Regions from separate parts of the Homo sapiens genome. Here region 2 is linked to region 1. A link is an interaction called in ENCODE POLR2A ChIA-PET data of the cell type or tissue named here. Cell type or tissue: PC-9. All regions are shown on one strand. Each heading gives the region's core, and the rest is flanking DNA. Links, peaks and the distances in the headings are about the cores only.

The links. Peaks named below come from ENCODE experiments on the same cell type or tissue, not always from the same donor. Only the 100,000 strongest peaks of a DNase experiment are listed, where the experiment ranks them.
Region 2: POLR2A ChIA-PET joins it to region 1 with 18 read pairs; 3 of 35 experiments call an interaction of 5 or more read pairs at or near these places.

The regions. Positions count from the first base shown.
Region 1 is chr18:63,536,143-63,552,692 of GRCh38, reverse strand. SERPINB12 (serpin family B member 12) reads right to left here and starts at 10,324. Exons shown (of 8, transcript NM_001307928.2): 1 at 10,201-10,324. In PC-9, for the core only: no CTCF peak of the experiment used is centred there; no DNase peak of the experiment used is centred there.
Region 2 is chr18:63,464,236-63,480,785 of GRCh38, reverse strand. SERPINB5 (serpin family B member 5) reads right to left here and starts at 3,828. Exons shown (of 7, transcript NM_002639.5): 1 at 3,741-3,828. RefSeq lists enhancers at 3,880-5,079, 12,402-13,601. In PC-9, for the core only: no CTCF peak of the experiment used is centred there; DNase peaks (open chromatin) are centred at 3,465, 3,935 and 8,165; H3K4me3 peaks cover 1,941 bases; H3K27ac peaks cover 4,444 bases.

The DNA.
Region 1 (16,550 bases), core at 3,679-11,678:
ACACAATCTCTGCCTTTGAGAAATCTATGACCTAACAGAGCAGATAATGCATTCGCAGATTCAGGAGTAGAGTTTAAGACGCATAGAAGAGTAAGATATTAATTTACAAAATGAAATAGAAAAGGGAAAAGAGTATTTTGTAGGAAGCACTCATTAAGATTTGATTATGCTAATAACACAGATTCAAATAGGCAATTTTAAAATATAACACTTTAAAAATACTTTAAAGCTTTTTAACATTGCTTTTATTTATTAAAAATAAGCTTAGACTGTTAGTAAAAATCATGTTATGTTATGTTGTTGCAATTAAAAAGAAAAGAGAAAGAAATTTAAGATTAATTGTCTTGTTCTCATCAAAAATCCCTTTGAAACCAGCCTAATTTTCCATAGAAATGAGTTTATGGTCTTTTTGAATAAACATAGAAATTGACCCTCCTGGTCTTAAAGCTTGAAACTTACATTTGTCGTATCTGAATTACTTCTTCAGGAAACCCATTCGCAGGCCTCCCAGAGAGTATCAAGCAACTGAAATTCACATCATGGCATGCACACAAAGAGATAGCAGAACCCACACTCGTCTTGATTATTTTCTTTCCCCTCCCTAATCCTTATTTTCCCATATGTAGCTACATTTCTTCCCCACTATATAAACCTCCCATTTTAGTAAGTTGAGGGAGAATGATTTGAGATTTATCCCCATCCCTTTGGCTGACGTCATCTGATTAAAGCCTTCTTCCCTGGCAACACTTGTCTCAGTGATTGCCTCTCTGTGCGGTGAGCAATAGGACATAGACCAAATCCCTGGCATTTCAATAATGCCTTTTACATGGACACTAATTTGAAAACAGTAATGACTAAATCACAAATTCCAAATCAATTGGATTCAAAATAGGACCACTTTAGCAAGAAATAGAAAGGCAGAGATCTAAATATTACAATACCAAAATGTAATTGTAAGAGAGATTTCTCAAAGGTATGTAGCAAAATCACCTTAAGAATTTTTTTAAAATATGTACAAATATGTTCATAGCAACACTTTCATAATAGCCAAAACTCAGGAACAACGCAAATGTCCATCATCAGCAGAATAAACACATAGCATGGATCTCACATCACATCATAAGATAATGTTGAGTAAAAGAAATCATACATGCAGCCCAGCCAACATGGTGAAACCCCGTTTCTACTAAAAATACAAAATTAGCCAGGCATGGTGGCATGCACCTGTAATCCCAGCTACTTGAGGGGCTGAGGCAGGAGAATCGCTTGAACCTGGGAGGCAGAGGTTGCAGTGAGCTGAAATCGTGCCATTGCACTCCAGCCTGGGCAACAGGAGCGAAATTCCATCTCAAAAAAGAAAAAAAAGAAATCATACCTGAAAACTTTCTTTTTTTTGTTTTTTTTGTTTCTTTGTTTGTTTGTTTGAGATGGAGTCTCGCTCTGTCGCCCAGGTTGGAGTGCAGTGGCGTGATCTTGGCTCACTGCAAGCTCCGCCTCCCAGGTTCATGCCATTCTCCTGTCTCAGCCTCCCGAGTAGCTGGGACTACAGGCGCCCACCACTACAACCGGCTAATTTTTTGTATTTTTAGTAGAGACAGGGTTTCACCGTGTTAGGCAGGATAGTCTCGATCTCCTGACCTCGTGATCTGCCCACCTCGGCCTCCCAAAGTGCTGGGATTACAGGCGTGAACCACCGCGCCCGGCCGAAAACTTTCATACTGTATGATTCCACTTACATAAAGTTCCAAAACTGGCAAAACTAATCTGCAGTTTTAGAGGTCAACAGAGTGGCTATCCTTAGGAATGAGTGGGGAGAACTGTGGTTAGCCACAGGTAGGGACAGTAGCAGACTGTCTCCCAAAACACAAAAGTCAACAAAAATCCATGATTCACAATGTTTGCTGATTTCTATGGTGTAAATACCCCCATTAAGGTTAATTTCAAACTGCCAGCAAGACACCATTGTACCCAGAGTTGGGAAAAATGCACAAAATCAGCTCTTGTGAGCTGGTATGAGCCGGCCTCAGGACACCATGTAAACTAGGCATGAAGGAGCCTTCTAGGAAGCTGGTACTGGTTCCTTTTTTGGTTGGAGTGTTGGTTACACATTAAGCTTACACTTATTTCTTATGCACTTATGTATTAATGTGTGTGTGGGTGTTCATGCAGGTATATATGTATAAAGTTTAATTTTAAAATGTATTGTAGATGTATTACTAAACATGGCATTTAATTTTAAGACATTGCAAGTTAGTGCCTAACACAATAGCTAAGAGTACTGTATATGGAAAATTGAAGAGAAATTTTTCAAAATGAAATTTTGGCCCCAGATGCATTTAGGGAATGCTCCCCAAGCATTCACAGGCCGTATTTGGTGTTTACTCTGGAAAATATCCACCACACAAAGAAGTTATTGTTTGATTGAGTCTAAAGGCAATTGCTCACACAGGCTGCCTCTTAGTGAGCTACAACTTGAAAAACTTGTATGCAATTTACTTCAGTCATCATTATTTTCAAACAGACTTGAAATAATCTTTTAAAATAGTAAGGTCTCCCAAAATTCATTCAGCTTAAGTAATTGGTGCTAACTCTATCCACAATGATGTTATACTACTAATAGCTACTGTTCAGTTTGAGCTTGTGATATGTCTGGCATTTCACAAATATTGTCTCTATTTTTCAAAAAATCCTGTAAGTTAGAAATAATTTTCATTGTACTTCCAACCACTACGTGGCACAAGTGGTGTGCAAATCAGTTCTTTCAGTGTGATTTCAAAGCTACCTCTTTCCTCCTATACCAGGCCACCCTCTGGAGCAGATAACACTTGTGCTCACAAAAGCCATGTCCTGAGTGACCACCATGTGGCTCTGTGGGATGCAGATGTCACCAGCAGGTCCATGTCTTGTTTGTGTCTCTTACCAAGACCACTGGTTGTAGAAAGGACCTCCTAGCACTGAGAGTCCATCTCAGGACGGCCGTGAACTCCCTCTCTGGAAGGCACATCTCAAGCTCCAGTTTGTCCTCCAAAGATTCCTACAATCTTTATGGGGGTTGCTTCTCTAGACTGAAAAATTACTCAAAAAATCCTTCTCAAATTGCATTGAAATCTGTGCAAATGTATCCTAAATAGATTGCAAACAATCGTAGCCTAATTGGGAGTGACTTACATGATAGCTCCCATGTACTATCCACAATGTCACCTCCTACTGACCATAGCTATATAGGAAAGAGAAGATAAGCAGTTCTTAGTCAGAAGAAAAAGAAAAAAATTCATTTTATATCAATACAAATACTATCATATTTTTGCCTATAATATTTTCCAAGTAAGGGATTCACGATTTAACTTCTAATGAAGTAGAAGAAGGAATTTTATTCTCAAGGTCTAATTTGTTATACAGATGGCAGAATAATAGTAATGAGGAATTTTGCCCTCACAATACTGAAAAATAAATCGCCTTTATTTTTCCGTGTGCTTTCCAATCTCTCAATCACTGCATTGATGTGTGTGTACGTGCCTGTTTATATGAACATTTTATGTTCACTTGTTTTCACTTCAAATTGCATCTTAAGTGTTTATCCTAATACTGTCTTCATAGATGTTCTTTTAATGGCCTTATAATATCTCATTATACTGACTTATCTAAATGTTTAAACTAACATCATATTGCTAGATACTTAAATTAGCTTCCCAGTTTTTATTAATATGAATAATTCTACGATAAACATTGTCATAAATATAGCTTTTATCTCCCTTCATATTATTTCTTCAGAGTATCTTCTTCAACATGGGATTTCTAGGTCAAATATTATAAAGATTTTTAACTTTCATACTGTCAGCCAAAAGTTACAGATGAAACTGCTATATCATAATCACCTTTTTCAGATATTATTGCCATTCTTAATAACTTAAAAAATAAAAAGAAAATTGTATTATTTTTAAATTTACATGGCATTGATACTTGCTAACATTTGAATGTTTCTCCATGTGTTCTTTTCTCTTTATAAATTCTCACATATTAACTGTCTCTTGTTCATCTTTCAATTATCTATTGAGGTCTTGATCATTTATTTATGGATCATTATGAACTCTTCATATTATATAAACATTTTATGTTTTTCAAACTTGTTCTTTAAAAAAATTTCCCCTGTTTTACCTTCCTTTATTTTCTTTATTGTTATTATAGAATTGTTTTTACTCTTATTTACTGAAAATTGTCAATATTTTCTGGCACTCTCTTCTATCACTTCAAAACCTTGAGGGTAATGTATTTTCAACTTAATTTTAAAACCTCATCTACTTTCAATTTTTTACAAGAAAGAAAATCTTTCCTGTAAGATTTTAACTTACATTGTTAGCTTTGAAGATACATTTTTAAATACTGACTATCTGAAATGTGTAACATTTTTAATTTTTTAAAGGTATTTTTTTCCATTTTTATGGTGTTTGAGGTATCAACAAATGATCTATTTTGCTTGTTTTCTTTCCTTCTGGCTTTGTTACACACGTAAAACCTTCTTCCACTTTCCTCCAACCTCTCCCTCTAAAGAGTTAATTAGTCACCACTGTATACAATAACCATACAACATTTGTTTCCCTTAACTCCTCTATCACACTGTAAGGTAATTATTTTTTATACTGATGTCTTTACTTCCAAATCATAATTGTCTTGAAGGTAGGTTCAGTGTTTTTAATTCATCCTTGTACCCATCCGTGAAGAACACAATGGTAGCACATGAGAACCCTTCATAATATTTATGGATTGATTTGCTGTCATCTGCCCATTTTTCATTGTAGATAATCCTAATGTTTGAAATGTTAGAAGACTATTTAGCATTTCATATTAACTTTATATATCCTGCAGGAAGCTGTAATTAACAGAGATTCTGCATAAGAGAATCAGCTTTTTATTAATTTTTTACTATATAAGAAAAAGTTCACTTACTGCAATATAAAAAAAATTCATTTACTGTATAAGAAAAAGTTCATTTATTACAATTTTCCCTTATAGTAAAAATGTAAAGGTTTAGACAAGATAGACATTCTAACAACCCAAAATATTCTGAGTAAAACTGTTTTTTCCTATATATAGTAGGAAGAAAAATATTTATACTCCAAAAATATTTCATGTCTTATAATTTCTATAATTCCCACAAAGCTACTAACAACTCAAGAATGAAATTCAAACTTTACACAAATAGATGCTATTCTGCTGGAACAAATATTCAAACCAGGTTACAGCAAACTAAATAATAACCAATATCTAAAAACAAAGAAATACTTGTGAACAATACCATCGAAAGTGTTTTCCAACTTATGGTGCAAAAAAAAAAAATCTAACTCACATTGTTTAAAATATAGATATTCTAAATATTATACCATCTTATGTTTCAGAAATAATTCATTAAAAGATAAAATACAATATGTCAAGTATGTGAAAGTTTAAAAAGTTATTCAAACATCTACATTTTAAAAAAATCAATCATATACATCAGGCATCTGACCAGGTGGTTGGGGCTGAGCGAGGTGACAAGCATTGTTAATATCTCCCAGTGATGACTGCCACATCTGCAGAAAATCCAAAACATCATAAAACTAACTCACTTTTTTTAAGTATTTGACTTAATAAAAACAAGTATATCCTTCTATTTCAATCACATCTCCTCTGGGTTTCTATCCTTTAAAATGGTTTTCCAATTCAGTGTTCATTGTTAAAAATTATATCAGGCAATTCGAGCATTTACCTTCTTGCCCTCAGAGTTGCTGCTAACAGCTGGTCAGGTAAGCTTCCCTCCACACCCTGTCGGGAATGGAAATATATCAACTTTGCCCCTCCCTCTGTGGAACTTTTCCAGTGCCATTTTGGAATCCAGAGTAAAATCATCATTGATAGATTAAAGGGAAAAGAAAAGAGTGGCATATATTTTTAAAACAAATGCTATGCTTTTAACTACATTGAATATTTAACTTAATATGCTTATATTTTCTTTGCTCTTTCCAATTTTATAGAGCCCTCAAAGCAATACTTGGCTCACACTTTTCAATTCAAATTTCTATACTAGAAGACCATGAAGCAGAAATGTATTTTACTTCATATACACATTGTCTTAGATGATTTCTTATATTTGAATTTTTGCATTATTCTAAAATCTTTCTAAGTTATTACATAGGATTTGCAAAATGTGCTCTAAGCTACTTCAAAGTTTTTGCTTTCCTGCAGTAGGTGTGTGGTAGGGATGAGAATTATTATTTGATTATTGACACACATATTTTACAACTGAAAACACAAAACTTTTTAAACTTAGCCAAAGCATGTTCTGATGTTACTTTTGGTTCTAGCACTCTACAATCGTGTTATGTTACTGACTGTAAACATGAGGGTCAGTGGATAGGGCAAAAAGTGTGGAGCAACTAGGAGAAAGCTAGGAAGAGTCAAACTCCAGGAACTGACATGTCTTAAGGACAAACGAGGACCCCTCTCTGACCTGGTTCTCCTACTGAGCCCTTTATCTTCCTTTTCTAACTTGTTGTCAGACAACAATATTATCTGAACCATGACCCTACAAATACATTAGGTGTAGAGAAATTCAAAGGAAAACTTTCTAAAATGGAGAGATGGCCTTTATGGAAAATATAAACTACTTATGTAGCTAGTGTATAAATAAAACAAGTTTTATAAGATATTGACCAGTGGAAATTAATGACTAAGCATCCAGAGTTTTTCTGAATTATCAATAGTAAGCATAGAAAAGAAACGTGCTGTTAGTTTTCTTTACTCCTTGATCATTTGAAAATAATTATTTTTTTTTCTAAATTCTTCCACAAAATTCTAAAAACCAGTCTAGTCATTGGTTATGATTTGCAAGAGTTTGGAAAATTTTAACACGTGAATTATTTAATATTTTATGTCATTGATTACTACTTCATGTTGCCCATCATAGCCTTTCCAAAAGGGTATACCATTCATATTCAGAACAGGATGAGTTCTTGCCTGGCTTCCTGGAAGTAGGTGTCACATCTGTTACTGTTGGGGGATAATATTCAAATTTCACTGGGCTTCTGGGTACCTGAGAAGAGTATAAACTTGTTTGAATGTCTTTAATCTAGATTTGCATCTGTTTATCCTCTTAAATAATTCAACAAAGATCTAACTACAGATGACTGTGCCCTACAAGCCTAAAAATTTGGTGTGGTGCGATTGCTCAATGAGCGAAGATGAAATCTGACACTAAATGTAGCTAAACATTAAGGTAGCTTGATAAATCACTAACAAGGGGATGAGAATTTCTTGAGCACTTACTAAATGTCAAGCTGCATTTGGTACTTTACACATGTAATATATCACTGAATGGCTGAAGAAAGCGAGCCTCTCTAGTACCCGTGACTTCAAGTGCCAGAGAATTACACTAGGGTTTGAAAGAAATTTGGAGGTCAACTAGCCTGACAGTGCTATTCAAGGCAAGCTAAAAAAAAAAAAAAATAGTTCTATGTCAACAGGCCGTAAAAATAATGTTTACTTCATCAAGTATAGAGCTAGATGATTCCTCCTAGGTATGTTACAACTCAGCAAGAATTATGAGCCAATCAATAAATCTTTCAGCAATTAGCCTTTTTCTGCCTAGAATTAAAAATTTAAGGAGGCCAGAATGATTCAGCAATCAAAGTCTTTGCCAGTTTATGATGCAAAATGATATGATTAATATTCCCCTACTGATAAAGGCAGTATTTTTGAAATATTACAAAGGGGCTCTTTGTCATTTAATTTTAAAACCCAATATTGAGAAAAGAAAACATGTTTATAGGAAAAATATCAGCATAGACACTTTCAACCTAATGAAAAAATGCATCTTTTATCTAAAGCAGACAGTTTTCCTGATGTTTATCTTGTATCCTCCAAATTTAAGAGTCTTATAACACATAAAAAGAGGAAAAAATCTATTAAAACAACAATAAAGACTAAAACACAAACTCATTTCAAAACTTGCAATCACTCTTAAGATATCCAAAGCCCTTAGTTCTTTCAGCTTCAAAACTGACATCTCCAGGATTGAAAAAATGTCAGCTGTCCACCCCAATATGACAGAGACATAGAGATCAAAGACAGGCAAAGCTATGAGACAGCAAAGAACACATAGAAAAAGCAGTAAACTTGCAATCAGAAGAAGCAGGCCCTGGGCTGAATCTTACTAGCCTGAGACCTCAGGCAACTACATCATGAAAACTTCAATTTTCTCGCCCTTAAAAAAATAAGAATAATAATATGGTTTTCCAAGCTCTTATGTGTTTACAACTATTCACGTTTTTAATATAATTACATAGAATTAGTATTGCACAAAGCTTTATTTTCTTAGCCAAATCTTTATAACATTATCTATTTCTTCCAAAACTGTAAATGAGGACTTCATCCTTCAAATCATGGCTTACAAACTACAGCCTGCAGGCCAAATCCAGCCCTCTGCCTGTTTTTGTAAATAAAGTTTTATTGGAACGAAACACATCCATTCATTTATTACTGTCTATGGCTGCTTTTGCTCTACAATGACAGAGTTGAACAGTGGTAGTGGAGAAGAAATCACATGGCCTGCAAAGCTGCAAATATTTACTATCTGTCCCCTTACTGAAAAGTTTGCTGATCCCTGCTTTAAATGATGAAATACCATGGTTTTTAAAACCTTTGAAGTTTTTATATCCTAGATATATAACCTCTATTTACATACAATAAATATTGTAATATGCTAACAAGAAACATATTTTCTTAAATCTAAAATGTACATTTTGCCCGGGCGCAGTGGCTCACACCTGTAAACCCAGCACATTAGGAGGCTGACACCAGCAGATCACTTGAGGTCAGGAGTTCAAGACCAGCCTGGCCAACATGGCAAAACCTCATCTCTACTAAAAATACAAAAATTAGCCTGGTGTCGTGGCGCACGCCTGTAAGCCCAGCTACAGGAGGCTATAATCCCTGCCTCAGGAGGCTGAGGCAGGAGAATCACTTGAACTGGGGAGACAGAGGTGTTGCTGTAAGCCAAGATCACGCCACTGCACTCCAGCCTGGGCAACAGAGTGAGACTCTGTCTCAATAAAAAAAAAAATAAATAAAAATAAAAATAAATAAATAAAATGTATGTTTTGATTAGATCTTAACCCCAAGCAAAACCCTAATGCCCTTCAGTATTACAGTAAAATAACAGCCTAGACATTCATTTGTTGAACAATTATGTATCAAGTGCCTATAATGTGTCAGGCACTGCATATACATCAACTCAATGAACTTTAAATTAAAGTGATTATCTCTACATTATCACTCCTTCAGAATGAAGCATTCCACTACGAGGGTCTCTCCTTTCAAAGGGATCAGTGGGAAAGGCACAGGTTAGGGTTAGAGCCTTTAGTAAAGGGGACTGCCATTGTCCCTGCACTTATGATGCCTCATGCAATAGGAGCTTACAGTCCAACTAGATGACCTGCATTTAGATACAATAAACATTTTTCAAGGACCTGATATGTAACAGGCCCTTACATACCCATTATCTCATTCATTCCTAATAAGTCAGGAAGAGAGACATTACTATCCCAATATGACAAATAAGAAAACAAGGACTTGGAGAAGGCCTTAAGTTGCTCATAATCATAATGCTAGAAAGTAGCAGCATGATCTAAATAAAGAAAATGTGGTACATACACAGCATGGAATACTGTGCAGCCATTAAAAAGAACAAGATCATGTCCTTTGCAGCAACATGGATGGAGCTGGAGGCTATTATCCTAAGGGAACTAACACAGGAACAGAAAAACAAATACCACATGTTCTAACTTATAAGTGGGAGCTAAACATTGAGAACATATGGACATAAAAAAGGAATAACAGATACTGGGACCTACTTGAGGGTGAAGGATGGGAGAAGGGTAAGAATCGAAAAACTACCTCTTGGGTACTGTGCTTATTACCTGGGTGACAAAATAATCTGTACACCAAACCCCACTGGCATGCAATTTACCTATATAACAAACCTGCACACATACACCCTGACCTAAAATAAAAGTTTTTAAAAAAGAAAGTAGCAAAATAACGTTAGCACCTCCCTGACTCTCTGATCCCAAGAATGAAGACCTGCAACACATATAGCTTCACTACCAGGACAACTAGCCCCCAGAGGCATCTCTACCAACAATAGCTTGTCCACCTCCCAGCACATACCTGGAAGCCAGTGAGGGCTGTCCCCAGCTAAGGTCTGTGCTCTGATAAAGTCAATTCAAAAATCAATCTAGCAGAGGAGGAACCAGGCAAGTCCTACAGCCTGTGAAAACTTATAAGGAGAGGCATTGAGCAAGCTATTCTGTCACTTTAAATACAGGTTTGTGAATCAGGACAATTAACATATGAAGGGGAAAATAAGACATGCATTTATGGCCATCAATTCAATGAATTTTAAGTTAAAGTGATTATCTCTACATTATCACTCCTTTAGAACAAACCGTTCCACCATGAGGGCCTCTCCTTTAGAGGGGAACAGTGGGAAAAACACAGGTTAGGGGTTAGAGCCTTAGTAAAGAGGAAGTGTCATATCTCTGTCCCTTATTCTCCCTAAACAACTTACAGAGCCCTCCAGCCACTGTGTAACACATGAGTTCATAATTTATAACAGAATACACAAAACCCAAGCGGAATATTTTTCATCGCCTATCCCAATGCACACCATCAAATAAATTGAGTAGTGACAAAACTGTGAGGTTCTCAGTCAAGTGTGAAGCTAGACTTTTCAGGTATTATCAACTGTTATTAGCTACTCTATCATGACTGCAACTCCACAGCTGTCTAGGATAATTTCCTGAGCATCCTCACCAGTTATTTTTTCTTCTGGCATCTCAGACTGTACCTAGCAAATAAACAAAAGGTGTCTCTCCCCTCTTCCCTTCTGTCTCTGTTCCTTCTCTTCACCTCTGTCTTCCTCATCTCCTCCATCCCCATTTGCCTCTGTCCCACCCCATCCCATTTCCTTGTCTCTTTCTCCCTCTACTTCTCTCAGTACAAATACCTCAGAAGACTTCATTCACCTGCAAAACTCACTAGATATTACCTATCATCATAGAACAACATCAGCTCTTTTTCAAAACGTGGTTCATATTTGGTTAAGAAAAATAATGCATGCTTGGAGGTTTTCTGAGATATTTTGAGGGCATTTAGTTCAATTTGCAGTCTTAAAGCAAAGCCATGCCCTTGGATTTCCACAAAAAGCCTCCTCCTCTTGAGGGTCCTGTCTCTAAGTGTAACTTTAGGACAGTACACTCAAAATCTACAAAAACCCATCCTGCATCATGATTGAGTGAGGATCATAACTTGGGGAGCACACACTGTCTGCAATTATATTAAAAATGAAGACCCTACCCCACTATATGAGAAAGCCCTATGGTGCTGTGGGTGTTAAAGTTGTGAATGCCTAACCTATAAACCAGGTAATAAGAGGATCTGAGGGAACGAGTGGCATGCAACTTGCAAGCATGAAATTGGGTTCCCATGAACCAGCTTTAACCCACAGAATAATCGTATAATTGAGAATATAATTGTCAAAGCAATAAAAGTTTTGAATTAGGGAGATGGTAGAAAATTTGGGGTAGTTGAGTGCAAATGAATTTTAAATAGTACATGTCATTTGAGAAAATGTTTCAATATTAAAAATACTGAAAACGTAAAGAAAAGTAAAGATAATTTGTAAGCCCATCAAAATCCACAATTTCCTTTTCTCTACACACACTTTATACATAGCTGAGCTCATACTAATTTGTAATTTTGTGTCCTTTTAACATTTAATACTTAAACCTAGATATTTCTTCTTCATATTTTAAAATTCCAATCATAAGAATTATTTGAGTGACTATGTTAATGACATCCATTCTCCTATTAATTAAACATTTAAGTGATTTCTAATTTATATACAAAGTTTTATTAAAAATATCTGGTTTTAACACATTTATCTGAATATCAGATGATCTCCTGAGCATAGAATATCAAGGTGTTAAATTACTGGATAAAAATGCATTAACATTTTTAAGTTTGAATGCATCATGTTGAATTTTACTCCAGAGAAATCCCACCAGCAGTGGGATTTAACAGTTTGTCTGAATCTCAGATTACTTCCTTGCCATAGAATATCTAGGTCCTGAATTACTGGAGAAAATGCATGAGCATTTTTAAGCTGGAATGCATTGTATCAAATTGTTCTTCAGGGAGATCCCATCAGCAGTGGGATTTTAAGAGTTTATCTGAATCTCAGATGATTTCCTTAGCATAGAATATCTAGGTGTCGAATTACAGGATAAAAATGCATGAACATTTTTAAGCTGGAATGCATCGTGTTGAATTGTACTCCAGGGAGATCCCATCAGCAATGCATGGAATGTACTGCCTTTGCACTATTTTGTTTTTCATCCCATTTTCCTCTCCTAAAACCTAGTAACCAACCTCCACTCTCTTCAGGAGAGGAAAGAAAAAGATCAGCATTTTGTACAACTCCTCTAACATAAATCACTCATTTGCACAATCAGACAAGTGACTATTTAGACATTCTACAATTCTTTTGAGCCAAGTTTTAAGCATCCTTCAAGCTAGTCTCTCACCATGGAGTGGAAACAGGGTGTAACCACCTAATTTTCTCAGTATTCTTAGGGGAAAACCAAAGACAAGTTGGAGCCTACCTTTCTTGTGTTATTTTCCCTGTGACTCTAGCACCCAATTGCAATTCTCTATGTCCACGTACTAAGTGTCTCCAGTGGCACCCAGCAATGACTTCTATAGGACACACCATTGAAAAACTTAGAAAGAAGACCACCCTCAAAAACTTAATTTATTTTGTAAAAGTTGTGCACAAAATGGAATCTAAAAGAAACAACATACATGGAAATAATGCCCAGCTGGTTCTCCCTTCTATCAGGAGGGTTTCTGGGAGGGTAATGGCCCCATATCATACCTCCCAGTGTGCTTGGGGAATATAACTCATTTTAGACAAACCCCACCATGCCAGACATTGGTGTACGTGCCCACAAAAAATGACAAGATTTTGCTGTTGCTTTTGTTTTGTTTTGTTTTGAAAGCAGGCGGGGTGGGGTGGGGGGCACCTGATGAGTGGAGGTAATAGATTGATAAATTGAGAGAACAGACATTAATTCCTTGACCGAGACCCAAGAAACAATCCTCCCATATCCCTATATCATATATCTAGAACCTTCTCTTCCTACTTCTGGAGAAATAGGGATTAAATCACTGGGACATGCAGCACCTCCTGGTGCTCATTCAGCTTTGCTGAAAAAGTATGGAAATTTTGTGCATTTTGCTTCTGTTTTTTCAGGGGACATGGGGAAGTGGAATAGACTTTATTTTCTTTAGCACACTTTTAGAATTACTGAAAAGTTGGACAGGAATATAGAGGCCATGCTTTCTTTTTTCACACCCCCTATCCATTCTGACTGAGCCTTTGGGAGGGCCTTGGCTATGGTTGCCAGTGATAGCTACTGGAGACCTCAAGAAGAGTCATGGTCATAAAGGGAAAACAGTGTTGGAGAGAGGAAATAACCCTGGTCAGGGAGGAACCTTCATTCTCTTCTCATAGAGAGAAAGGTTGGTGGTCTCAGCCATCCCAAGTGGATCCCAATCATTTAAATATTGGCCAGAAACAAAGGGGAAATTTTCAAGGAGAATTCACTACAGGCATGAGCCACCACTCCCAGCCACCATTTTTAAATGACCAATATTATTAGTTGTTAGGGAAATGCAAAATAAAACTACAGTGAGATACCGCTTTATACACACTGGGATGGTTATAATTTAAAAACAGACAATAACAAGTCTTGGTGAAGATGTGGAAAAATTGGAACCATCATATATAGCTGGTGGAAATGTAAAATGATGCAGCCACTTTGGAAAACAGTCTGGCAGTTCCTGAAAATGCTAAACATTGAGTTACTATATGATCCAGCAATTCCACTCATAGGTATAAACCTAAGATAAATGAAAACCTATGTCCACACAAAAGCTTGTACACAAATGTTCATAGCAATATTAATCATAATAGCCAAAAAGAAAAAACAACTCAAATATCCATCAACTGTCAAATGGATAAACAAAATGTAGTATATTCACACAATGGAATATTATTTGGCCTTTAAAAATATGAAGTATTAATACATGCTACAACATACATGAACCTTGAAAACATTATGCTAAGTGAAAGAAGCAAGTCACAAAAGACCACATATTTTACAATCTCATTTACATGAATATCCAGAATAGGCAAATCCATAAAGAGAGAAAGTAGATTATTGTGGTTGCCAGGATTAGAGGGAAGGGTAATGAGGACTGCTAATATAGAGAGTTTTGTTTAGGGATGATGAAAATGTTCTAAAATTTATTGTGGTTATGGCTGTACAACTCTGTAAATTTATTTAAAATCACTGAGTTACACACTTTAAAAGGGTGAATTTTATTGCATGTGAATTATATTTTAATAAAGTAGTTTTCTAGGAAAAGTGCTAGACATGTTGCTTTCAACAGATCAAGGCTTCCAGCAGAAGTCCTGGTGCCTAAAGTTCTTCCATACTTTCATATCTTATTTCCATGTTATTTTTACACTCAGTTGTCATTCAACAAATAATCATTGAGCACCTATTAAATACTATGGTAGATGCATCTAGAAGTGAATAAGACAGATCCGAAATTTGCATCTGGTGGAATTTCTCCTATATATTAGAAAAGCCTCATCCATAGCCTTCATCCCACCACAGTCTCATACCTGTTCCACCTACTCTCAACTGATCCAAATGTGCTCCCTCAGGCTCTAAACCTCATCTCCAAGTGCAAAGACTTAATGTTATTTTTGAATAATATTAATTAAATGGTTTCTGAAGATTAGTCATTAAGTGTAAATTAATAAATGTGACAACCTTTATGAGTTTTTTCAAACCATGAACAAGAGGGATTCCATATGGTAAGATTTCATTCAGGTAGTGTTAAAACTCGGGCTTGATTGTTGTAGTTGCCTCCCTAGAAAGTCAGAGTTCTACTGATTTGTTTTCATCTCCCAAGCTTCCAATAACAATTTATTGGGCATGAAAGAATATTCATATAATTTATCCACACTCGTAACAAATGTAGAAATATGGGTGTAGAATTAAATCAAATATCTTTCAAGCATAAAACTGTTCCAACTCTATCATTACCCCTGGTATGTCATCAGTCTAGGAACATGCCTTTGTGCTTTTCTACCATTCTCCTCTGGCCACACCTGAATACATTCTTTCCTTTACTCAATTTACCAAAAGAGAAAACCCAATGCACAAGGTGTACTAGGTGCAGTGCAAGAAACTAGAAACACACAGGTCAGAAGAACACAGTAGCTTCCCTGGAGGAACATGTAGCTTATTAGGAGAGACACAGAGTGCACCTGGTGCCAACCTGCAATCTCTGCAGGCCACTTCTTTACAGGGCCCTAGCTGTCTCCAAACAAACCATTGCTGGCAATCAGTCCATGATGTAGATATGTACTAGTTGATTCTGATAAACATAGGTTTTCATGTGATAAATTTAATCTTCTCTTGATAACATATTTAATTATTTTATATTTACATAGTTGTTCCACTTCCAAAGAGTATATAATCATTCATCTTCAGTTTCTTCTAGGTTTTATTTTTAACTTTTTATTTTTAGTCTACCAAGAATTTATTTTGGTCTACGATGTGAGGTAGGGATTTAAATAAATTGTTTCCCCTAAATACCCAGCCAATATTCCCAGCACTATATGAATTACCAACTCCTCCTTTGATTGGCATTGCTTCTCTTACCATCTAATTAGTTTATATATGTGATAAAGTTAAAACATTTATAAAATAATACTATTATTATTTGTAAAACAAATTATTGTGATAGGTGAATGAAATAATTTATGTATATAAAATACACCATGTAGTACCTAGCACACAAATGCTCTCAACAAAGAGATTAGTTATTTTAGACCAATGGAGATCATCGTTCTGTCCAATCTAACCAATCCTCATTGGGTGAAATGGATGGGGAATGGAAAGAGAAGAATTTTTAGTCAATCTGTGCTTCTTTCATGAGAATAGAAAAAAGGAAGTCATCTTCTCTCTATAAGAAAGACAATTTCTTCTAATATCAATTCCTATAAATTTGCCAAAAATGGCAAAAAGTGGAATCACCTTGTTTTATTTTGCATTTTTTATTAGTTATAAGTTAAGCATCTAATCATATTCATTGGCAATTGTAGGTTATTTCTTTTTCTGTGTCTTTCTATCCATTAATAATTTTTAAAATTGAGTAATTTATATTTTCTTATTGATTCGTACATCCTCTTTTGTTGTTATAAATATTAACTGTACCTATTGTAAATGTTCTTCCATTTTTGTCATTTGACATTTAAATATGGTTATTTCTTTCAAAACGTATGATTTTAATTTTTATTAAATCAAGTCTGTCTTTTTCTTTATGAATTTTTTGAAAGAACTGTTTCTTTTTTATTTTTGCTTGTAATTAATTTCAAA
Region 2 (16,550 bases), core at 3,368-11,367, 72 kb after region 1:
AATCAAATACTGCCCGGTAAATCTGATCAGTGGCTCTGTGATTAGTCCCAAGTGACCTAAAAACACTATAAAGTTGATCTGGTCTGAGGTAGCTCAAAAGATGACTTTGGCCACAGTTGCCACATGACTGTGTTGCAAGACAATCAAAGCATTTAAACAAACCTCAGCAATGTTAACAATACATGACCTGGAAAAAATACAAACTTCCTACACAGACCATTTTGCATGATCAAATGCTATAAAATTGCAAGTACCAGAGTAGAGATTAGCAATTCCTATATAATAAATTTAATGTGCCTAATGACTTCTGTTGAAAGTGCTAAAATTGCTACAAATTTTTTTTCATTCTGTTGCCTTGTCACAAGGGTCTTCTTCCATTTCTGTGAAAACCCTGTAACCATTTTAACAAGGAGAACTTCGTTTATAGTTGCAATGTAGAAAACGCTACATCTTTCAGCACTTAAAAGTTTAAAAGGAACTTTATTTTAACCATAGGAAAGTGAGATAGATGGAAGTTCAAGCAGTAATACAAATGCAGTTTTAAGAACTTATTTCCAAGTACCTTGCTTTCGCAATCTGTGCAAATTATAAACCTTGAAAGTGGGACAAGATCTTGGAGAGGATCTAGGCTGGCCACACCTCTTCATTTTACAGATGAGGAAAATGAGGCAGACAAAGATGAAGTGAGTCTCCCAGGCCACCCACGCAGGGAGTGAGAGTGGCAAAACCAGACCTAGAATTCATTGCTTCTAGCTCCCAGCCTGGCACTTCCCCGCCACACCTGATCACCTGCTTTCTTGTTAATTGCATCTTTGCTGGCATTTGTTCTCTCAGAAGTCTCTCGAGTTCCAAAAATCCTGCATGTCCTGAAGTCTCCCCTTGAAGATATCAACATATCCTGCATGGTTTGTTCAATCGACACAAAACTTCTTCCCTATGATTTTCCTACTTGAAGAAGCCCTTGTTCCCTTTCTGCCACTTATGTTGTAAACTCTTGGTATGATGTTGCTTTCATCTAGTAAGTATTAACTGAGTACCTAATTTGTGTCAGGGTAAGCATTAAGAAAAGGTGAAAACGACATAGCCCCTGCCTCCAAGGAGCTGTCAGTTAGTGGTATGATGACTGTTTTAAGTGTTTTGATGAGCACCCAAGTCACTATGGGATCCCCAGGAGTGACAGACCCCCCATACTAGAAACCTCAGTGACACCTCCTCAGAGACAGTGACAACTGAGTAAGTCACATTAAAGGTGAGTCCTACAGGATAAGTAGGAGTTAGCCTTGCAAAAACGTGGGACAGGGAGAACTGACTCAATTCAGAGAGGCCCCAGTGAATGGAGACGCATGTACTGGGCTGGGGGTAGGGCCGTGCTCACTTCTCTAGACTTATAGCTTGTCACTGGTCTTTGTATGAAGATTTCCTAAGTTTTTTATGCATCTGAGCCAATGGTCCTCACATTTTTTGTCTTTAGACCATTTAGGTGAGAAAAAAGTCCTGTGGGTAGGATATATACATCCCACTTTGCCTGGGACAATCCTGGTTTATGTCTGTTGTCTTGACATTGATAACAGTGCCCCGTTTACTCTCAAACATATCCTGATTTGAACAATATATGTTCATTTTACTTATAGACCATCAACCACACTCTTCACCCACACATCACGGGCGTGCATATTTAAACAGAGCTATGAGTATAGTTTTTTCATCCCTTAAAACCTTAACTTTTGGCCGGGTACAGTGGCTCACACCTGTAATCCCAGCACTTTGGGAGGCCAAGGCGGGCAGATCACTTGAGGTCAGGAGTTCGAGACCAGCCTGGCCAACATGGTGAAACCCTGTGTCTACCAAAAATATAGAAATTAGCCGGGCGTGGTGGCACGTGCCTGTCATCCCAGCTACTTGGGAGGCTGAGACAGAAAAATCACTTGAACCTGGGAGGGTGAGGTTGCGGTGAGCCAAGATCGTGCCACTGCACTCCATCCTGGGTGACAAAGCAAGACTCCATCTCAAGAAAAAAAAAAAAAAAACTACGTTTTTACTGTGTCAGAGTATCGTAGATATCATTTAGCCTGGCCTGCCTCATTTTAAAGATGGAAAGACATGGTGAAAAACATCTCTCAAGTATTTGGTATAACCAGTCCTTAGGGAATGCCATGAGAAACCTTGCCTATTATAATATCAGTAATGGAATGCCAAAAAACACAACCTCTGTTGTCCACATTCTAAGTCTTTGAGGAGCAAAGGATGTGCAGGATTAAGAAAATAGGATATTTTGAAGTTTCTGCAATGTGAAAGACTATGAGGACTAAACGAAGTGATTAAGTGAATCAATGTATATGAAAAGTGCTTTGTGGGCAAGAAAGTACAATACAGCTATTAGTAATTGCTTTAATTTCCCATGGCAGGGGGGCGTCTGCTTTGCTCTGAAGCATCATAGCTGCTCCTGTCTCTTTAGAAGCCTGATCTTGACCACTGACCCAGCCCACTGTTGCCAAGCAGTAAACTTACAGCCAGACTCAGCCACACCAGAATGGCCCAAATCGCTGAGACTGCATAGCCCCAAAGTCAATCCACAACCCAGAGGGATTGAAGTGGCACAATTCAAGGCGTTAGGAAGCAAAGATATAAACCTGCTGACTCATTTCCTTTGGAGACTCCTTTCCTCAGACAGGCTTCATCTCCACCCATGAAGGAACTCATCGAACACTTACACTAACTGACAGGGACTGAGGTTTGGAACCCATTATCGAAAACCTCCCGGGAGATGTAGGGGATGAAAAAGATGGTAACAGAACCCACGGTGTTGTGGAAACATCCCGAGCTGCAAGTGTGAAGGCCTGATTTGATCTCAGCGGTGCTACTTACAAGCTGTGTGCCTTTGGACACCAGATCACCTCTGTGAGTTCTGCTCCTCATCTACAGAATGAGGGGGCTGGGCTGAAATATGTCTAAGAGCCCCCAGCTCTGAGGATCTGGTTACAAGTCTCTGGAATAGCCTGGCATGTTGGTTTTTAGTATGATATGCTTAAATGAAGCCATAAGAAAAAGTGTACAGCATATGAGTAAGAAACTACAAGCAGCTATTACAATTTATAAGTCCAAGAATATGCATCTGAAATGTGTAACTTGTTTAAAGTTATGCTGAAACCCAGAAAACTGAAGGGAGAATAATTTCCGCTTAGAAGAATGCAGTTGCAAGTAGATGAACAGCGATCTGATGCTTAAAAATGCCAAAAAGAAGGGCAGTCCATATGCCTAAATCTCAGCCTTACAACGTCAGCCAGGGAGAAGAGCCAGCCAGACCCACCAATACTTCTCAACTTTCCCCAGTTTGCGGGTACCACACCCTTTCTGAAACTAGCATTGCAAAATTCATTCTGAGTTCCAAAGTAGGCCTGAAAATGTCCTCAGAAGTATTTTCTCCTCCGTGAATCACGGTTGCACCCCTCTACCACCAAAACCTCCGAGCCACGTGACTTCTTCATATTCTTACCTTGTATGGTTAAGTGATTTTACTCCCTCTGCAGTGTTCCTGGTGCTCAAAGGGTTGGGAGCTGGAAATACTGCCAACATGGGGGATGAGAGGCGACAGTACTCAACCCAACAGCCCGTCTTTGAAAACAGCCCCAAAATGGACCTAAGTCCATTTTGTTCACCATCTCAAATCAGCTCAAATAACGATATTTATGAATTTCCCTGAAAAAAGGAAGTCACCAGCCCTGCTACCCCACCTTGCTTACCTGGAGTCACAGTTATCCTGGAAAATGCGTGGAAAAGGAACAGGCAAGCGAGGAGCACAAAGACCTGGATGTGGAGGCGACCGTGTCTGGGCAGAAGCAGCGGTGGCTCACCTGGGCAGCACCGCCACGCCCACTGCCAGCCCAGCTCCACGCCCCGCCCCGCCCCGCCTCGGCGGCACTCCTCTCCTACTCAAGCCTCTTGGCAGCTTGTCCACAATTGAAAGAAATGATTCAGGCTGAAGTTACTGTTGTCTGCACAGCTTCCAAAAGGCCTCCAACATGTTCGGGCAGGAAGGGGCTGTGAGTTACATGCATACGTACAGACATGCGTACGGCAATCCTCTCGGCCCACGCAGGACCGGAAGGTGAAATATTCGATGAAATAAAAGTAATGTGTGATGATAGTAACACTACAAATTTCTCAGACACGTTGGTGGCACAAAAAGTACTCTGATCTCCATTCTTTTTGTGTAAACTGCAGCAGCTCATTCTGCTAGATGCCAAGAGAGGTAGCTGCCCATTAAACAGAAAGACAATCAAAAAAGAAGGAATGGATATATGTATAAACACAGTGCCTACCTAAAAATTAGGTACTATTAGCAAAATATTTACTACCAAATTGGTAGGAGATATTGTTTAATGGGTGGCGCAGGAAGTTTCTTTTTAAAATCCTGTGATTAGGATTACTCAGGCCTGGCGCGGTGGCTCACGCCTGTAATCCCAGCATTTGGGGAGGTTGACGTGAGCGGATTGCTTGAGCCCAGGAGTTTGAGACCAACCTGGGCAACATGGTGAGACCCCATCTCTACAAAAAATGTAAAACAATAGCCTAGTGTGGTGATGCATGCCTGTGGTCCCAGTTACTTGGAAAGCTGAGACGAGAGGATCACTTGAGCCTGGGAGGTCAAAGCTGCAGTGAGCCGTGAGCTAACCACTGTACTTCAGCCTGGGTGACAGAGCAAAAGAAACAAAAAGAAAAAGGAGTACGCAGCTCTGCTCTGAAATCTCTTCGTGGAGCCTGTTCTTGTCCTCCTGTCTTCCCACAGCTTCTTCATTTGGCGGGACCTACTCCCTTCCAGCCGAATCAGTCTCAGGAAAGGACCTGAAACGGAGCTGGTTGCTTCTCTGCTGTGCTTATCTAGAATTCCCTATTGTACATTTACTACATTGTTTCATAATAATCTCTTACATTCTCCTATATGTGACTACAACAATGTTAAAGGTAAGTGCCAAACTTCATTCATTTTTATAACACCAAAGCTTGGTACAGACCTGATGTACAGTATGCAGTCAATAAGTGCTTGTTGAGTAATGAATAAGAGCAACTCGCTATATTAACTGACTAAACTAAGATTGATAACAGCTTCCCCTCCCCCATGTCCTGGGTATTTTAATGTTAACCAGAATCAAAGTCATAAACTAAGTGAACTCCAAAAACAGAATTTTAGGCATCAGTGGAGCAAGTGGAGGGAAGGTCATAGGTGAGGAGGTGTGGAAGGATGCTTCTTAAAAATTCTATTATCCAGCTGTAGGAGGGAAAATGAGAATTTGGGAGCAGAGTCATAAATTTGCAAACTAAGTCTAACCACTCATTGCTTGAGAAATCCTGAGCAAATTGCTTAATCCCTTTATCTTCAGATTCCTCATCTGTAAAATGAGATCTATATATAGTTCTCATTTGTCAATAAGATCGATAAAATGAGATATAGACAGAGATGGATGAAGAGACAATTCTTACATACTTTCTGACACATAGCATGTGCTTCCTAATGATGGCAATTAGTACCACTTTGCCCATTGGTTAGGTAGGCTCGGGGAATAGTGGACAAAAGACTGGAGCATGTTATTGACATTGAATTCACCACATTTATTGAATACCTGCTTCGTGCTTGCTACTGTGGTCTACAGATTTCAAGCGACTTGCATTTAAATGGTAGAGCCTCTCTATTCTCCTTTTTGAAGTTTTAATTCCCTCTAAAACACTCCTGTTCAGTGCTTGCTCAACCGGGGCAGAAACATTTCCAATGACAGGAATTCAACAATACCCAAGGAAGTTCTAGCAAAGTGAAATGCCTTTGGGTGATTCTAACTGGGTGAAAATTAGAGGCACCATTCGACTGGGGCTATAAGACATGTTCCCTCTCCCCAAAGGGTACAGTAGGAAGACAAGAAACAAAAGAAAGTATCTGGAGGCATGTAATAAGGGACTTAAGAGAGGTGCAAATGACAAAAGTAGTTCAGAGATGGGTGTGACCTTTTCAGTCTGGCTATGACTGGGGAAGGATCATGGAGGCAGCATCATTGGACATCAGGAGACCATTTAAGCCTGAGAACGGAGGTCCAGAGCTGGGATGATACAAGGTATATTGGACAGATATGTTAACAAAAGATTAAACAGAACATTTCCTGTCAAAAGCTTTCACTTGTTGAAGTATCTCTGGAGGTCAGACCCTGTACGTGAATGTTCTCACCCTCTCATTGAACCCAAGTAAGGCAAGGACTCACAAGTCTCAGGTGTAACATCATTGACAAAACACACTGTTGATTTAGGCAAAATTGCAGGAAAAAAAAAAGTGGTTCCCATTCAGTGGAAAGAGTATTAAAACTGTGATTCTATTTGACTGAGAAGACCCATTTCCCAGTAATATTCTTTTCCACGGCAGCCAAAATTTTAAGTTCTTTAGAATTCTACCTAAAAAGACACTAGAAAACAGAAAAGTGGGAGAGGATGGAGTTATACAAGCAGTTCACATTTTTTAAATTACAGAATTTCAAACTAGTTTCTGGAGAACATGCCTGCTGATTAATTTTAGGAAAGAGTGGCCTCAATAAAGTCTTCTGCATTCAATAGGTTTCTACTCTGCTTCCCTGTTTTAACTGGACATTTTGATTGGAGTCTGTGATTGACTGAATAAGCATTTTTTGAGTGTGTCAGACCCTGGGCAAGACCCAGAATAAGACCTAACTATGGATCTCAAGCCGACTACAGTTTAGCTTTGCATTTCTATAAGTCAGATACCTACACTAATTGTTATACTGTAAAAAAAAAAAAAAAAAAAAAAAAAAAACATACATCCTGAAGGAAATGCCTGGAAAGAACAAAGTTGTCATGTCAATTATGTTAACAAGTGGACTTAGAAGCATCAGACTTATAAGAAAAAAGGTTCTACTCATACTAATAACTCAGAGAGCAACAACATAAAAATAACAATATGGTGTTATTATCCTGTTATAATCTTCAGTCTCTTGCCTCATGAAAAGCTTTTTATGTGGGCCCATGAATAGTCAACTCCAGAGTATTTTTGATCTCCCTTCTTCTTGATGAACTTTGAACCTATAAGAAGCAGATATAAGGCCAGATTTTATAGTTTTCTATATGATATACTATACAATTCACTTATTATGTTTACTGTTGATGGCCTCCTTCAGCTGAAATCTAAGCAGATTTTTTTGGTCTGTTTTTTTCACTGATGTAGTCCAAGAACTTAGAATAGTATCTGGCACATAGTGGGTACTTAGCACATAGTGGGTAGAGAATGAATGAGTGGGAAATAACCCTACCCGACAGGAATTCAACTAAGGATGAATTCAACCCAAAATTTGAAGTCAGTTTGACATTTCCTTAAATACCAGCTACCTTTCCTCCAGTTCTCTTTGTATATGAAGACCAGTACATCTGATTCATCCCAAACACTTTACATTTGTAAAATAAATGATTCTTTTTTTTTTTTTTTTTTTTTTTTTTTTTTTTTTTTTTTTGAGACGGAGTCTCGCTCTGTCGCCCAGGCTGGAGTGCAGTGGCACGATCTCGGCTCACTGCAAGCTCCACCTCCTGGGTTCATGCCATTCTCCTGCCTCAGCCTCCCAAGTAGCTGGGACTACAGGCGCCCGCCACCATGCCCAGCTAATTTTTTTTTTATTTTATTTTTTAGTAGAGACGGGGTTTCACCTTGTTAGCCAGGATGATCTTGATCTCCTGACCTTGTGACCCACCTGCCTCAGACTCCCAAAGTGCTGGGATTACAGGCGTAAGCCACCGCACCCAACCAAATAAATGATTTATTTAAAAAAATTTAGTGACAAAGAATACACCTGTTTGTAGGAAAAAGCATTTGCTCTATAATTTCAAAAATAATCCATAATGTTTTCCCCTCTCTTTATTTGCCACAAAAACCATTTTATTGACTATATATTTAAAAGAGTAGATTTTTTGGAGGGGAGATACATAGCTCAAAGAATGAATTATTCATTCATTCATTATACAATTGTATGAAGCAATAACTTCCTCTAGTTCAACACAAGTAATCATTGGACTAAATATTTAATAACCTAGGAGACTGTTTTGTTGGTGCTTTTTCTTACCTATAGGTTGAAGCTTTGCAAATATTATACTTGATTACTCAGCATCGAGGCTGAGGGATGATTTGACACACCCAGCCACTCCCAGGAACAAATGAAAGGAGCTTTGTTCTAGCATGTGCCTCTCGCTTTCTCTCTCTCTCTCTCTCTCTGTCTCGCTCTCGCTCTCACTCAATCTCTCTCTTTTCCTAAGAGAAGTTTCAGCCACAAATTCTCAGCATTCTCCCCGGATTCCTACAAATCATCAAGTGATTTTTTTCTTCACTAATAAAGGTGATTCCCACTAATTCACATGATGCCTCTCCCATACAATAGTGGAATCATATTAGCTGTCCACGTTTCCAGCCATTCACAGTTGACTATAAAGGATCCTAACTAGTCACTGTGGACTATTATGTCTTTTCACTTGTGGAGAAACTGAGTCAGGGAAGATAAAGTGACTGCTTTAAAGTTTCTGACTGAGATGGAAAAAAAACTATTTTAAAAGCCCCAGATTTATAATTCTTTTTCCTAACTACTCTATTTTGAGGATTTATTTCATACTTTTTGTCTTTTCAACTTCTGGTGTTTGTCTAGAAGAAATTTTATATTAAATGATAAACTGTACTATATTACAGAAAACAGGCTGTGTGAAATTTTCTAAGAAGCAAACTTAAGAGAAAAAAAAAAAGACCACAGTGAAAAAAAATAGAGTTAAACAGGACCCCAGAGTTAAACCAAAACCAGATAGTAGAAGTGGCACAATTTGCCTCTAAAATGCTTCGTTAACCAGGCGCGGTGGCTCACACCTGTAATTCTAACACTTTGGAAGGCCAACACAGGAGGATCACTTGTGTTCAGAGTCTGAGACCAGCCTGGGCAACACAGCAACACACAGTCTCTATTAAAAATATATATGAATAAATAAAATGCTTAATACTATGCGTAAAGGCATATCTGAGCAAAAAATTGAGTGACAAATCCCTTAGGCCACTGCACTCCAACGTAGGTGACAAGAGCGAAATTCCGTCTCAAAAAAAAATTATTTTATATATTTTCTTCAAGTCCTCTAAATATCTAATTTGCTAATACAAAATTAAGCAACCCTTAAGTGCTTTATAACAAGAAGCAGAAGCTCCTAATTTCTACTGGCTTATTGCAACCTCTGCCTTCCGGGTTCAAGGGATTCTCCTGCCTCAGTCTCCCAAGTAGCTGGGACTACAGGCATGTGCCACCATGCCCAGCTAATTTTTGTATTTTTAGTAGAGACGGGGTTTTGCCATGTTAGCCAGGCTGGTCTCAAACTCCTGACCTCAGGTGATCCGCCCGGCTGGGGCTCCCAAAGTGCTGGGATTGCAGGTGTGAGCCATCGCGCCTGGCCTAAACAATTTTAATAATAGTTATTTCTGGCTGGCAAAATTAAAGATTATTTTTCCATATCCTTGGCATATCTTGCAAATTTTCAACAATCACCATATATCATTTCTTATGATTAAAAAGTTGCATTTCTTAAGCAGTGGAAATTCCAGAGCATCTTTGTGAGGCATAAGACCTCTCAGCTGCACAACAGAAGCTGACGTCGTCCTGAGATGAGCACGTCATCTTGGCACACCACCCCTACCGCCACCCACACCCCAGGTGAGCCGGGTTGAGGAGAGCCCAAGCCCGGGGCTCTGGGGTGCTCAGGAGCACCTCCGAGAGTGTCAGCCCCCGCAGGGGAGAGCTGCTCAAATGGGAACACGCCTGACTTCTTTCTCCCTCCTCCTCCCTTCTCCTCCTCTGTACCATCAGCCAGTGTGCTGACTCAGTTGCAGGCCATGATCTCTGCCTTGATAGGTGATGCAACTGAAATGTGCCAAGGAGAAGCGCAGCTCTTCGCTAAAGCAAGCTTGCTTCCACTAAGTCCAAACCTTGTTTCCAAATGGTGAAGAACATACACCCACAGCGCCTTGTGTGAGCATTTTTTAAAGTCATACGAGGAAGACCTTTTATACATGCTTTGCAGTAACACTTTATGTAAGGTCTATTTTCATCCCAGTTTATAAATGAAAAGGAAAAACATGCAGATGCCTAGGGCTATTGAGTAACTTCCCCCAGGTCACAACGTTAGTGAATGGTAGAACCCGATTTAAATCCAGGTAGCATTCTTAACAAACATACTATATCCACGTGTTAAACGTTATATTCTTGACCCTAATCTGAGATTAAATAAGCCTATTCCTGTATCAAATATAAAAAATACAGCCGTGTACAGTGGCTTATGCCTGTAATCCCAGCACTTTGGGAGGCCGAGGAGGGTGGATTGCTTGAGGTCAAGAGTTCAAGACCAGCCTGGCCAACATGGTGAAACCCCGTCTCTACTAAAAATACAAAACTTAACTGGGCGTGGTGGCGGGTGCCTGTAATCCCAGCTACTTGGGAGGCTGAGGCAGGAGAGTCATTTGAACCTGGGAAGAGGTGAGATTGCAGTCCATCAAGATAGCACTACTGCACTCCAGCCTGGGCAACAGAGTGAGACTCTGTCTCTAAAAAAATAAAAATAAAAAATAAATATATATATACATACACACACACACACACACACAAAATGTATAAATATATAAAACATATAAACATGTTATATATGTATATTATATAAAATATATAAACATGTGATATATGCATATTATATAAAATATATAAACATGTGATATATGCATATTATATAAAATATATGAATATGTGATATGTGCATATTATATAAAATATATGAATATGTGATATGTGTATATTATATAAAATATATGAATATGTGATATGTGTATATTATATAAAATATATGAATATGTGCTATGTGTATATTATATAAAATATATGAATATGTGCTATGTGTATATTATATAAAATATATGAATATGTGCTATGTGTATATTATATAAAATATATGAATATGTGCTATGTGTATATTATATAAAATATATGAATATGTGATATGTGTATATTATATAAAATATATGAATATGTGATATGTGTATATTATATAAAATATATGAATATGTGATATGTGTATATTATATAAAATATATAAATATGTGATATGTGTATATTATATAAAATATATAAATATATAAAATTTATATATGTATATTATATAAAATATATAAAATTTATATATATTATATGAAATATAAAATATATAAAATTTATATATGTATATTATATAAAATTTATATATGTATATTATATAAAATATATAAAATTTATATAAGTATATTATATAAAATATATAAATATATAAAATTTATATATGTATATTATATAAAATATATAAAATTTATATATGTATATTATATAAAATATATAACTATATAAAACATATATTTATATTATATAAAATATATAACTATATATGTTTATATATAATAGCAATTATGAAATATATTTATAATTGTTATATAGAAATATATTGATATGAAATACTTTTTCCTCTAATAAGCACTTAGTTCTATGTGATGTCAGGATCCAATTCAAGAGGAGAGAGAATGCAGGAATTTACAGGCCTCAGAAACACAAAGTCAGCTGGCTTTACTTGGAAAGGGAGGAATTTTGTTTTAATTTTTTAGTTTTTATTTTTCTGGGTACATTGTAGGTGTACATATTTATGGAATACATGAGATATTTTATTACAGGCATGCAATGTGTAATAATCACATCATGGAGAATGGAGTATCCATCCCCTCAAACATTTATTCTTTGTGTTACAAATAATCCAATTATACTCTTTTAGTCATTTTTAAATGTACAATTAAATTATTATTGACTATAGTCACCCTGTTGTGCTGTCAAATGCTAGGTCTTATTCATTCTTTCTAGTTATTTCTTGTACACATTAACCATCCCCATCACCTCCCCACCCCATGGGAAGGGAGGACATTTTCATGAAGTCTTCGAAGGTCATTTGGCAGGGGCGGGGGAGATGTATGAATCAGCCTGTGCTAGGTATGTAAAGCACTGAGCTAGACTCTGCAGATGAGAACTCTGTCCCGGTCTCTGCCTCCTAAAATGGGATTTAAGAGTGAGTCCTTCTATCCAGCAATTTCAATTTCTCCCAGACATGGAGGACTCTGAGATTCACTTGTAGCTCCAAGAGTGCCCCCCATAGAAACTTGAGAACAGACACTTCTTCATGAGTCCCAGTCTGGACTTCTGTCTCTTCACTCACTCCCACATATGAGGGGACTTCAAAAATTCATGGAAAATTTGAATTATAAAGAGAAAAATTAAAAATATAAACTCCGTTTCTCAACGTAAGCTGCATCAAGTTCAAGACACTTTTGTAGGTGGTAATATCAGCCATGTAGTCCATCTCTGAGGAAAGCAGAGTCCTGGGAATTTGTGTCAATGCAGTCCCTTTTTTATTATTGCTGAAGAAAAATGGCTGCCCTTTAAAGATTTTTGTTGTTGTTGTTGTTGTTGTTTTACAATTAGGAAACAAAAAGAAGTCAGAAGGAGCCAAATTAGAACTGTAAGGTGGATGCCTAATGATTTCCCACGGAAACTCTCGCACACGTCCCCTCATCTGATGAGAGGAACAAACTGGAGCATTGTCATGGTAGAGAAGGGCTCTCTACTGAAGCTTTCTCTGGTGTTTAAATAACATTTTGGCTGATTTTCTCAGAATGCTCTCAAAATAAGGAGATGTAATGTTCCTTGGCTCTCCAGAAAGTCAACAAGCAAAATGCATTGAGTATCCCAGAAAACCGTTGCGATAACCTTTGCTCCTGACCAGTCCACTTTCGCTGGCCCACTTCTGTCTCTTGGTAGCCATTGCTGTGATGGTGCTTTGCATTCAGGGTCATACTGGTAAAGCCATGTTGCACTTCCTGTAACAGTTCTTCAAAGAATGCTTCAGGATCTTGATCCCACTTGTTTAAAACTTCAATTGAAAGCTCTCCTCTTGTCTGCAGCTGATCTGGCTGTAACAGTTTTGGCACCCATCGAGTAGAAAGTTTGCTCAGCTTTAATTTTTCAATCAGAATTATGTATGCTGAAGCACCTGAGATGTCTACGGTGTTAGCTATTGTTTGTGCTGTTAATCATTAGTCCTCTTCAATTAGGGCACAAACAAGGTGAATTTTTTTCTTCACAATCTTCAATATCTTCTCATCCCTACTTAAAATGAGTTATCTATTTGTAAACTGCTGATTTCTTTAGGGCATTGTCTCCGTAAACTTTTCACAGAGCATCAGTGATTTCACCATTCTTGCACTCAAGCTTCACCACAAATTTGATGTTTGCTCTTGTTTCAATTTTAGCAGAATTCACATTGCTTTGATAGGGGCTCTTTTCAAACTGGTATCTTTCTTAGCACTTCAAACTAGATCCTGTTTAGACATGTTGTAACTAGTTAGTATGAGTTTATTTTGATACAAAAAAATTGAAATCCATGCATTGTTTTTGCATGATACACATTTTTGATGAACTTTTTGAAGACCCCTTTATATTATTTGCATTCATGCCTGGTTCCTGTCTAGACCCTGAGCCATGGGGAGGCCAGGGACCACAGTTTATCTGTACATCCCTACTCCCTCTCCTAGAACTCACAAAGTTCTTTTCACACTACACATTAAATAAACTTGTCCTAGTCTAGTAGTAGAAACCAATCAATTACCTCTCACAATGTCATAGTGCAGACAATGATTGTTAGGACAGGAGGTGGTGTCCATGATAGATGGTGTTGCTATTTTAATATCTTGAATTATAAAGAAAGAATTAAACATTACAGCAAGTAAATCAAAGGTTTATTTTTTTATCCAACTAGATAAAGATCCTTATGCTAGTGGTCCTTCAACATCACTGCACATCAGAATCAAGAAGGAATAATGTGTGTGGAGGACAGGTGAAGAAGTACAATCAAATTTCACATTTCCAGACCCCAATCCTCAGAGATCTGGGATTTAGAGGTCTAGGGTGAGACCCAGGAATGTGAATCCCTTTGGGTGGTTCAGAACTGGTTGTTCACAGACCACACTTTCAGAATCACAAGCTTCTGGCAGGTTCTGCACTAACCACAGTTGGTCCAATGGTCAGCGCTGATTCTAGCATGAGACTGGCTGGTTCCCACTCTGCCATTAATGACACCATGGCCTTGAACAAATTAGTACATTTCACTTTGCCTCAGTCCTTTCGTCTGTAAAATGGAGGTGACATTAGCAATTCCTCATAGGGTTATAACAAGGACACAATGAGATAATACATGCTAAAGGCTTAGAATATTGCCTGCCACCAGTAAATGTTCAAAAAATGTTAACTGTCATGATTTTTGTACTCTAAAGGCTGTAGTGAAGTTACAAACCTCAGAGAGATTGGTTTTACCTCAATAGTAGGGATAGACAGAAAATTTTTTGTCTGTATTTGTATTAATATATTTCAAGATTTTTTAATTGGAAGAAAAACTGATAGTCTTTAAAGCTTGAGAAGAATTAAGAATCATTAACCATATCACATTCACACACACACACACACACACACACAATTTATGTGAAGTTTTCACTTTCTACCTTTGGGTTATGGTGTCTTATAACATGAAAAACAAGAATAAAATGAAATTTACTCATAGTGAGAAAGGAGATTAAGATTTCAAAGAGTGGAGTATACATTTAATAGTTCAAATTAAATAAATATCATTAATATGACCAACAACACATATTAGCATAATTATGGTGCTTTGCAGTTTATTAGTTGTTATTGTTTACCCAGCCTTTTCTTCAAAGCAATTATATATGTATTATCTCTTTCAAACCTCACAATAAATCAGTCAGTTATGTATTATGATCTCCATTTTACAAATGAGAAAAGTGATATTAGAAATTTAAGTAATTACTAGTAAGAAATAAAGTCAAAGTCACATTCAGAACTCAGTGAGATGGTACAAATACCATACTGCCTTCCATTGTCTAAAAAAAAAAAAAGACTGGAGGCCGGGTGTGGTGGCTAATGCCTATAATCCCAGCACTTTGGGAAGCCGAGGCAGACGAATCACTTGAGGTCCAGAGTTCGAGATGAGCCTGGGCAACATGGTGAAACCCCGTCTCTACTAAAAATACAAAACTTAGCTGGGCATGGTGGCATGCACCTGTAATCCCAGCTACTCAGGAGGCTGAGGCAGGAGAATCACTTGAACCTGGGAGGCAGAGGCTGCAGTGAGCTGAGATCACATCACTGCACTCCAGCCTTGGCAACAGAGCAAGACCTTGTCTCAAAAAAAAAAAAAAAAAAAAAGAATGGAAGAAAATGAATGAACCAAAGGTAATTCTCTCAAGATTTATTATCAGTTTCCTTTTCAAAGGAGGTTTTGAAGGGGAAGCCCAAAGACTCAGCACGAAGCCAGACCACCATGTAGACTCACTTGGTCCACACCATGCTCACCCCCCTGAGGAGAGCATGACTGGTGTCCATGGTAGATGCCTTCCTGGAGTCCCTCATCATGGAGCATACCCCTAACTGAATTATATATGTCACTTGCTAGGATGGCAAAGATGGTTCATTTTCTCTTCTTGTGTCACATAATGTGTCCTTGATATTAGTCATAAACCTACTTTTCACAAGCTCTTGTATTTCAGGAGTTGATGAGCAAACCAGTGTTTCCCTACTGTCATCAGTCACGACACGAAGATATCATTAGCCAGGGAGGAAAGAGCCAGAGGAAAGTGGGGCATGTCTGAGTGGATTCATGGCAGGAGGAGGCTGTGTAAGAGGGACAGGACCTCTCCCATTCCATTTTCCCTGTCCAAACGATTACAAGAATGTCTCTAAGTAGCTGAGCAACCATAGAATCAATGCTAGCTTGAAGTTAAGGAATGAGAAAAACTAAAATGAAATGCAATTCCTTTAAATTAAAAAAAGCCAATTAATAGGTTATTAGCACATGAGTTAAGAATTAAATAGAGAGGAGAGGCATAAGGTGCAAACTAAACAGAGATTTCTCGCCCAGTAATGGGAAAACTGACACCTCATGCCAGAAAATGAGCACAAAGAGCAATGTGGCATTTGAGTCATGAACTAAAAGTCTACAGTACATGGAAGGTGTTAGCCTTTCTTTTCAAGGAGGAGATAAATTGCCAAGTCATCATAAAGCTCACCAAATGGGTTTTAGTCTAGGAGATGTTGTTAGGTAACAAATAAGAAAAATCTAGGCCAGGCACAGTGGCTCACACCTGTAATCCCAGCATTTTGAGAGGCAGAGGTGGGAGAAATGCTTTAGACCAGGGGTTCAAGACCAACCCGAGCAACATAATGAGACCCCATCTTTACAAAAAATTTAAAAATTAGCTGGGTGTGGTAGCACATGCCTGTAATCCTAGCACTTTGGGAGGCCAAGGTGGGAGGATCACTTGAGCCCAGGAGGTTACAGTGAGCCATGATCATGCCTTGCCCTCCAGCCTGGGAGACAGTGCAAGACCTTGTCTCTAAAAACAAAGAAACACAAATGAA